Linked DNA regions of Mus musculus: region 1 is linked to region 2. A link is a loop called in an ENCODE intact Hi-C map of the cell type or tissue named here. Cell type or tissue: left cerebral cortex. All regions are shown on one strand.

Region 1 (5,000 bases), 150 kb before region 2:
CCTCCAGCTGGCTCTTGTGATGTGTTCCAGAAAATCATACCTTCTACCTCTTAAGGGCCCTCCCAGGACTTGCCCCATCAGCCCCATGGCTGAGGTGCTAGTAAAGCTGTAAGAAGTCACCCTTCACCCAGTCTACTCCGATTCTTAAGGGACCCCGCCAAACCTGCCTGAGGTACTCACTCCGGGAAAATCCAGGAAGAGAACGTGGACTTCACGCACAGCATTGGCAGCCTGAGCTACACAGCCCTCGGAGACCTGGCTGGTGGTAAACGTCACCTCACCCCTTGTGGGGTCCACAGGCTGTAGATCACAGCCGACTCTTTCTGCGAGACCTGCTGGGAAAGCATAGTGGGAAAGCAGGTTAGGTCAGAGGAGGATGGGGCAGGAATGTTTGTCTAGTGTGGGCAAGGCAGTCCCTGGCACTGGGAGGGAAGAGTACTAATTGTATTCCTAGTCTCTTTAAGAATTATTGTTGCGGGGCTGGAGAGATGGCTCAGTGGGTAAGATTACTGACTGTTCTTTCAAAGGTCATGAGTTCAAATCCCAGCAACCACATGGTGGCTCACAACCATCCTTAGTGAGATCTAACACCTGTGTCTGAAGACAGCTACAGTGTGCTTAGATGTAATAATAAATAAATCTTAAAAAAAATTATTGTTGCTAGCCGGGCGTGGTGGTGCACGCCTTTAATCCCAGCACTTGGGAGGCAGAGGCAGGCGGATTTCTGAGTTCGAGGCCAGCCTGGTCTACAGAGTGAGTTCCAGGACAGCCAGGGCTACAGAAAAACCCTGTCTCGAAAAACCAAAAAAAAAAAAAAAAAAAAAAAGAATTATTGTTGTGTTATTGTTGTTGTTGTTGTTGTTGTTATTTGGAGGCAGAGCTGTGGTAGCCCAGGCTGGCTTCAATGTAGCCAGGGATGGTTTTGACCTTCAGGTCTTCCAGCCTCTGCCTCCCTAATGCTAGGATTCCCCACCACGCCTGGATACAACCACGTTCACTTTCTGAACATTTCCCAGGTACACGTATGAGCCCAGAGCTCAAGGCGTATGACATCTTCATAGCTACCTTACATGGTAGATATCATTTCATACTCTCCACAGATGGGCAAACTGAGACACAGCCGGAGAAAGTCTCTCCTAGGATCATAGTGTTAGTAGGTATAATGTTGGAAGGAAGGTAAGAGCCAGGGTACCAATAAGTCTGAATTTCAGATAAACGGGAATCCTTTTTCAAGGTATAATTTTAAATATATAATTATATACTTATATTGCAAAAACAGTTTGCCTGAAATGAAATTTTAGCTAATTTTCAGAAGTATTTGTTTGTTTTTTGTTCTTTTTGTATTTTTGAGACAAGATCTCACTGTGTAATCTCAGTTGGCCTAGAACTCATTCTGTAGACCAGGCTGGCCTTGAACTCACAGAGATGGCCTGTCTCTGCCTCCCCAGTGCTGGGATTAAAGGCAAGTGCCACCGTGCCCAGCTATCTATTGCTGGCAGGGTGACCCAAGGGGTAGGGCCCATGGTGGACCCCAAGTCTTAAGGCCAGTTCAATCCAAAGGAAGGAGTGTGTGTACCGGGTGGCGTTGAGGAGGAAAAACGGTTTTCCCTCTTCAGACCTCAAGGTGTCCATTCCTGAGAGGCCGTTTCTGAGGAGGGAATTTCCTGCCTCAGGGGGAGCAGCCCAGGTTAAAGGCGGTGATGTAGAGCAGGCCTCACAGTCGGCTGCAGGGCGGCCCGGAAACACGGGTCCCAAGGGAGAGGAATGGAATTTCACCCTGACCCAGCAGAGGAGGAAGAGGAAATGAGGCCCCTACACCTCGTCCTAAGGAATGTGCTGAGGGGAAGGGGGGCTGTGGAGGAGGGACAGAGAAGGGGAGGCTGTTTGGAAGTTTATGTCTCCATCTTGTCGTGTTCACTTCCTGTTTTCTTGGAGATCAAAGATGGGCGAGGAGGGCCAGGCTTCACGTCCAGCTGACGCCAGTGCTGAGGATGGGGGGCAGGCCGGCTCTTCCTGAACCCCAGGCGCCTGTGGCCTGGCCAGCCTTCTCCCCCACCTTTGTAGCTAGCTTGTTGGGCCCAAAGCCACTGAGGTCAGAGAAGGAGGTAAGATGGCTACCTTACACCCCACCAACACCCTCCCTCAGATATCTCCATCTTGGGAGGAGAATAGGAGCAGGTATCTACTGCTGCTGTAAGAGCCCAAACTTAGCAGCCATTACTCTAGTCGCAGTAGCAACTTGCAAGAGACATCTGTGTGTTTGAGCAATACGGGAGTTTGGTTCAAAGCAAGTCCCTGGGAGCCAGGCCCAGTATCCCAGGCCCAACTAGTTCTGACTAGCTGTGTGGTTTGAGGGAATGATTTCAGGACTTTGGGCTTTAGTTTCCTGATCTCTACAATGGCAATAGGAAGAGAAAGCACCCGGCCCTGGAGGTTGTTGGGAGCCATTTGTGAGACAGGGCATGTGGTAGTTTCATTTCTGTAGTTTTCTTGTCTGCATTTAAGGGTGGGGGTGAAGCTGAGGACAGGACTAATTTTGAGGTTTCCCTCACCCCAACAGACTAAGGGTTGGCACCATTTCCTCTTGTCAGTCTCCCATCTGGTCTGTCCCCACTCCTACCTAGAAGGGGAGGCTGCAACCTCAAGAGACAGGACACTCACATCAAGGTCATACATGCGTATGGCTGCCCTCTGGGTCTCCGACTACTCCCTCCACATGGCCCACCATCTGGCCTACAGATCTTCGGACTTTTCCTGACCCCCCCTCCCCAGACTTCCAGGAACCCCAGTTCCTCTGGCATTTGGGGCCGCCTCCTCCATGCCGTCAGCCAGCGCCAGCAGGAGAGGCCGCGGGCCTGGCCATTATGTAATGATCAGATAACAGGCCAGGCTGGGAGATCAGATAAGAGGCCCATTTATTTTGGGGCCTTTTCGAATACTGGTTGCCCCCACCCCACAGACGAGAATGGGGAGACAGGAGGGAGTGTGACGCCTGAGCCTGTCTCCAGCAGCCCAAGGCGGGCCCAGGCCAGCTGAAAACAATCCCCTGGTACCAAGGGAACTGCCCGGGGCCTCCAGGGAACTGTTGGAGGAAGGGCCGCTGGGGGCCTACAAGTCACCTTTGGAGAACTGGGTGACCCTGACCTCCCGAGGAAACGTCTGGACCATCCTCCTACTCCTCCTCCTCCTTCACCCCACAATCACAGGCCTTACACAGCCAGTCCCCATTCCACCCCAAATAGCTCCCGGAGGTCATCAAGTTGCTCTGGGGCCCGATGGCCTGGTCATAAAGGCCTCGCTCTCCTTATTGGTAGGCATAATAACCACACAGTAAGTCCCATCACGATCCCTGTCTGGAAGCTTTGTATGACTACATTCCTTGGATCCTTACAGCAGCCTTTGGAGGGCAGTGGGGGGGGGGTTCTTATGCCCATCTCATGGGTAGTTAGGGAGGCTAAAGAATTTCCCTAGGAGACCCAGACTTTCAGCAACAGGCCCTGGTCGTGAACTCTGAGGGTCTAGTTCTAGCCCCAGCGTGTGCTTTCTGTAAGTCAGTTCTGATGCTCATCTCCGTGGTTCCCATGGGTGCTATGAGTGTCTGCGACACCGAGGAGGGCACTTTCAGACCAAAGTCTTCTTCAGTCACCCGACTCAGGCACCCTCTACTCTCTTCAGAGTCCAATCACAACCTCATAGCTGTCCCATCTCCCAGCCAGGCCACCAGCAAGACACAGATCCCCGCTTGTATGCCTTTCCCAGAATTTCCCAACAGCCACTGAGTCAAATTCACAAGCTGTGGTCTAAAGTGAGGTCAAAGGATGGCGAGGTTGACACATTCCACAAATTCCTATCCTAACTGTGCCGCAGCCGCCGGCCAGGCTCCTTTTTATGCCTCCCAATTATGATCCCTACACTGAGGTGGTAAAAACCCTCTGTCACCTTCAGAGAGCTGGTCACATGCACAGCGCTAAGCCATCCGCTAATGAATGGAGATGGCTCAGGAACTGCTGTGGGGACTGTGTCCTTCCAGTCAGAGGTGAACATTTCCTCCAAACACACCCTGCCTGCCTCTGCCCCTTCTCAGGCCAACGGCTGTCCTCTTAGATGTATTTATTTTAGTGTCATGTGCATAAGTGTGTACCTGCATGTGTGTTTGTGTGCCATGTGCTGGCAGTGCCCCTCAGAGGGCAAAAAGGGGCATCAGGACCACTGGAACTGGAGCTATGGACAGTTGTAAGCTGCCATGTGGGCTCTGGGAACCAAATCTGGGTCCCCTACAAGAATGGCAAGTGCTGGCTACTGCAGAGTCACCTGTCTAGACCCTAGTGACCACATTTTATTGATAGCCTGACCAACTTGTCTCAACTGTCAAAACCACTGTTGGCCGGGTGTGGTGGCGCACGCCTTTAGTCCCAGCACTCGGGAGGCAGAGGCAGGCAGATTTCTAAGTTCCAGGCCAGCCTGGTCTACAGAATGAGTTCCAGGACAGCCAGGGCTACATAAAGAAACTCTGTCTCAAAAAACAAAAAGAAACACAAAAACAAAAATAATCAAACAAAAAAACCCACTGTGGCCTCTTCTTGAAGCAGGTGCCTCCTAGCCTCCTGCTGGTGGTAGCAACGGGGAGACAGCACTCAGCTTCAATCTCAGCACTCGGAAGGCAAAGGCAGATGGATCTCTCTAAATTCAAGGACAGCCTGGTCTATAGGGTGAGTTCAAGGACAACCAGGGCTGCACAGAGAAACCTTATCTCAAAAAAGCCAAAACAAACAAGCAAACAACAAAAACAACAAAACCCAAACCACGACGACCACCACCAAAACAAAAGGGAGAGAAAGAGGAAGGGGAGAGGGGAGAGGTACTTCCTTAGGTCTGTGGGCCCCCCCTCTCCCCGATGTCTTAGAGTCAGGTGGTACTTCACTGCCTTTATCTGTTTTGATGGTTTGGGCAGTTTTGTTTCTCATGTGTGTGTGGGTAAGTGTGTAAGGGTGTATGCGTGC
Region 2 (5,000 bases):
CCTTAGGGCTGAGCTTAGGACAAGATGGTAAATATTTGCCAAAGGAATGCATGTTTTTAGTGAAGGAGTCACTGACAGAGTCTCCGGGGTTGGTAGTGTTTCTTGTTCAGTTTCTTTCTGTCTCTCCTTTGGGGTCATCTAGCCAAGACTGGCCCCTAAATTTGCTATGCAGCCAAGGATGACCTTGACCATCCGATGTATTTACTTCTGCCTGCTGAGTGGTCAGATTCCAAGTGTGACATCCATTCTTTGCCGTGCTGGGGGACTGAACCCCCAAGGACTTTCAGGGAGGTGAGCACTCCCTGAGCTGGGACGTTCCTCCCACCCACAGTTTCTCAAACCAGCTCAGACAAGATGACACTTTCGTCCAGAGATACTGGAGAAACTTGGAAGGCTTCCATCTCGAAGGAGGCAATGGCCCCATGCTCTCAGAGATGCGAGAAGGGGGTCAGGGCCAGAGGCACTTGGGTCAATCCACGAGACAGGTCCCCTAGGGAAGTGTGCCTTCAAGAGGATGTGCTGAGCGCAGCTGCCCAGAAGAGGAAGGAACCCACGGGTGGAGTGGAGGGCGGAGACCCTGCGTCCTGTGGCCCAGCAGACATTCCCACGTCTGGCCTCCACCTCTCCCACCCCTAACCATATTGAAATTCACATGCTCACTGTGGCCAGTGTTGCTACAGAGACGGCTTTTCCAGATGGGCAACACTGGGTGTAGACAAAGGTCGAGGACCGAGCCTACGTGCTCACAGTGGGTAGGAGTGGAAACTATTTGGTGCTATTTGGGAAGGTAATTTGTCGATGTGTGTCAGAGCTTCCAAAGTACGGCGCTGTGAGCCACGAATGTTCTAGTGATCTGCTCTAAAGAAACACTAGCATAGCAGATACTGGTAATTACAGAGAGGATGACTGCTCACCAGGGCAGCACGACAGGACCCACCCACTGTCCATCATCTGGGGACAGTTGAACTCTGGTGCCTCACTCACACTGGAGAATGGGCAGTAGTGACGTCACTCAGCTAATCTAGTAAAAACACTTCCTGGTGTGTGTGGGTTACAACCCCAGCAGAACAGAATAGTAAAGAGATTAACAAGCCAAGTGGATTAGGATGAAGTGACATAGGAGGGTGTTTGTGACAATGTATCTTTACATTGTATGTGTGTGTACATTTACATATATGTGAACAGGTAGAGGTCAGAGGTGAACTTCTGGTCTTACTGTTGTCATTATTTTGTGAGATAGGGTTTCTCATTGAACCTGAAGCTCATGGACTCTGCTTGGCTGACTGGCCAACGTGGCCACCTCTGACCTCCTTGTCCTCCTCCAAGACTGGAATCATAGGCTCTAACTTTTTCCTGGGTTCTAGGGATTTGAACTCAGGTCCTCATGCTTGTGTGGTAACTCTTTACTGACTGAGCCATCTTCCCAGCCCCTAGTCTGTATTAAAAAATACATACACAAATACATTTATGTGTCTATATTATAGATTAAAAATATGTATTTCTATGTATGTGGACAGTATATGTGTGTTTCTCTGTGTGTATGCATGTGTGAGGGGTGAACATGGGCCAGGCTATGAATATGGAGGTCAGAAGACCTCTGGGTATGAGCACGCCTTTAATCCCAGCCTTAGGGAGGCAGAGGAAGGCAAAGGTCTGAGTTGGAGGCCAACCTGGTCTACATAGCAATTTCCAGGATAGACAAGATCTTGCCTAAAAACAAATTCTGTCTCTATCTCTATCTCTATACACATACACACAAACATATATTTGTATATATGTGCCTGTGTTTATGGCATGTCTACTAAGGTCCCATTGGCCAAGACTGGCCATATGATGCGGTTCCTGATTTATCCTATTGCGATAAATCCCATCTTGATCCTATCCCAAGCACCTATTGCGGAATGTAGATGCTAGAGGCAAGACCTGGGGGCCACAGCAGTAGCAGTGAGGCACAATGTGTATAGTAAGGTTGTCCTGTATTAAGAAACAGTACATGGGGGATGGAGAGATGGCTCAGCGGTCAAGAGCACTGGCTGCTCCCGAGGGACCTGTGTTAGATTCCAAGCACCCACATGGCAGCTCACAATTGTCCATAACTTCAGTCCTAGGAGACTGGATGCCCTCTTCTGGCCTCTGAGGGTATTACATGTATGTGATGCATACACATGTATAGGTGGTAATACCCATTTTTGTTGTTTTGTTTTGTTTTGTTTTTGTTCTTGGTTTTTTGTTTTTTGTTTTTTTTTTCTGAGACAGTGTTTCTCTGTATAGCCCTGGCTGTCCTGGAATTCACTCTGTAGACCAGGCTGGCCTTGAACTCAGAAATCTGCCTGCCTCTGCCTCCCAAGTCCTGGGATTAAAGGCATGCACCACCACCACCACCTGGCCAGTAATGCACATTTTAATAAAAACTTTTATTTTAAAAAAAAGAAAGAAAGAAACTATGGGGGGGGGGTTGGGGATTTAGCTCAGTGGTAGAGCGCTTGCCTAGCAAGCCCAAGGCCCTGGGTTCGGTCCTCAGCTCCAGAAAAAAAAAAAAAAAATCCAACTTTTCTGCGACTTCCCAGGACTAACTCTCGGTAAAAGAACCTAGTTAGTTTTCCTCAGATCTCCAGTCTAGGCACAGTAAACCCTATTTTATGCGTTCCACCATTCTGTAAGGTCCTTAAGTATCATTATCAATAAAACTAAAAAGCATGATGTAGTGGGGCATTCCTGTAAAACCTAGCACTTGGAGAGCAAAAGCCAAAGCCAGATTGGTCCTTCTAGAGAGTTCCTGTGATCAGCTGACTGGCCAGCTGATCCAGACAAAATACATCCAGAAGAAAGTTTGAAGAAAACTCCCAGACATCCTATACACACCTCATAGGAAAAAAAAAAAAAAGAAAAGAAAAGAAACTATGTGGGGCTGGAGAGATGGCTCAGCACTTAAGAGCACTGGCTGCTCTTCCAGAGGTCCTGAGTTCAATTCCCAGCAACCACATGGTAGCTCACAACCATCTGTAATGGAATCCAGTGCCCTCTTCTGGTATGTCTGAAGACAGCCACAATGTACTTACATATAATAAATAAATGAATCTTTAAAAACAAACAAACAAACCTGTGTATGAGGTTGGCAGCTCTCCTATGGCGGGACATAGGTCAATCCCCAGGAGACAGGAGAATCCCCCAAAGCTTGTGGAACAGCTAGCCTGTGTATGCAGTGGTGAACGGCAAGAAACCCTAACTCACACAAGGAGGAAGGCAAGGACCAACACCTACCATTGTCCTCTGACCTCCTATGAACCATGGTATATGTGCATGCACAGAATTAAGATAAAAAAAAAAACAAGGGCTGGTGAGATGGTTCAGTGGGTAAGAGCACCCGACTGCTCCTCCGAAGGTCCGGAGTTCAAATCCCAGCAACCACATGGTGGCTCACAACCATCCGTAACAAGATCTGACTCCCTCTTCTGGAGTGTCTGAAGACAGCTACAGTGTACTTACATATAATAAATAAATAAATCTTTAAAAAAAAAAAAAAAAAAAAAAAAAAAACAAGATCTAACGCCCTCTTCTGGAGTATCTGAAGACAGCTACAGTGTACTTACATATAATAAATAAATAAATCTTTAAAAAGAAAGAAAGAAAGAAAGAAAGAAAGAAAGCAAGCAAGCTACCTGTCGCTGGGCGTGGTGGCACAAAAAAAAAAAAAGATAAAAAAACAAAAGGAAGGGACTGCCCCATGTCCAAGGAACCAGGAGCCACCTGAAGGGGCTCTCAAATCCAAAAACAAAACCATTGGAGCATCAGAAGAAATAGCTATGGATTAAGATTTTCAGGGTAAAATTCAGAGCTGGGAAAGCTTGCAGGTACAGAGCTGCCCATCTTGAGAGGCCCTGGTTTCCAGCCCCAGCTCAGGGAAACAACAGAGTCTAAATGAAATAAGAATGTGTGCTGCATCCACACCGCAGAAGTCAATGGCTGAGAAAACAAGCAGACTGGAAGAAAGGGCCTTCTGTCTTCTGAGGAGAATTCAAATAATTTATGGTTCTTTCTGCAGGAAGTAGCTCAAGCCACTGCCCCTTGAATGGGCGTTTGACTCAGTGACTCACTTCTAAAGTGTGAGGAGCTGACTGGACCGAATGAAGTTCAGAGGGAGAGAGCCCAAGTTTGCTCCCCAGAGCTAAAAAAACATCAAAATTTCTAAGCTGGGCATGGTGGGCCAAAGAATCCAGCACCAGGAAGACCCAGGCAGGAGGAAGGCCAGCTTGGGCTACATAGTGAGGCCCTGCCCCACTTCCCACACCATGAAACAAGAAGTAGAGACTCAGAGAGAGAAGAAAGGGAAGGAGGGAAGGAAAGGGGGAAGGCGGAGGAGGGAGAGGACTCTATTGTGTGAGGAGAAACAGCCAGCAACACACCTTAAACAGCCCTGGTTTATTCTGCGTGCCATGTGGTGATCCTGTGCCTTTGATCGAATGGAATGAGAAAGCTTCCAAGGCAATCAGGAGAAAAATATATAAGATAGATAAACAGACAGGCCGACAGACAGACAGACGGACAGATATCTACAAAACACCTGGCTGGCAAGCCTCGAAACTCAAGTCTGAAAACCTGTGGCTAGAAGGAGTCGAGAAGCAGCAACACAGTCACTTCACGCACTCGGATCCCGGGGCAGGGCCTGAGCGTACCAGTGGGTGAAGTCTGCATCAAGGCTGGGCTTGGCCAGCAGTCATAACCAAAACCAGTGTTTCTGGACAAACAGACCACAGTTGATTAAGGAGATTGACACGAGGAACACTAGACAGAAAACCGCGCAAACTCTGTAACCAGCCAAACAATACTTCTGTAAACCTAATGCTATTGCAAACTAGTAAGTTTGTTAAGAGCCGAGGGCAGCGAAGTGGTCCAATAATAAAGCCTATGCTTGACCTGGGTGACTCACACTCTGGGTTCTATGCCAGGCACACCCCCAAAAAGAAAAAGAAAAAACGGCCGGTGTGGTGACACACAGCTTA

Evidence for each region. Peaks named below come from ENCODE experiments on the same cell type or tissue, not always from the same donor. Only the 100,000 strongest peaks of a DNase experiment are listed, where the experiment ranks them.
Region 1: a loop joins it to region 2, with 2.2 times the contacts of the local background. A loop is called at or near these places in 1 of 42 quality-filtered maps.

The regions. Positions count from the first base shown.
Region 1 is chr2:32,652,851-32,657,850 of GRCm38, reverse strand. Eng (endoglin) reads right to left here. Exons shown (of 15, transcript NM_007932.2): 2 at 181-335. Among named protein-coding and RNA genes, the nearest start is that of Mir1954, 3.0 kb to the right of the region's middle. In left cerebral cortex, no CTCF peak of the experiment used is centred here; no DNase peak of the experiment used is centred here; H3K27ac peaks cover 1,825 bases.
Region 2 is chr2:32,502,849-32,507,848 of GRCm38, reverse strand. No RefSeq gene overlaps it. Among named protein-coding and RNA genes, the nearest start is that of Fam102a, 30 kb to the left of the region's middle. In left cerebral cortex, CTCF peaks have their summits at 2,133 (motif pointing left) and 3,561 (motif pointing left); no DNase peak of the experiment used is centred here.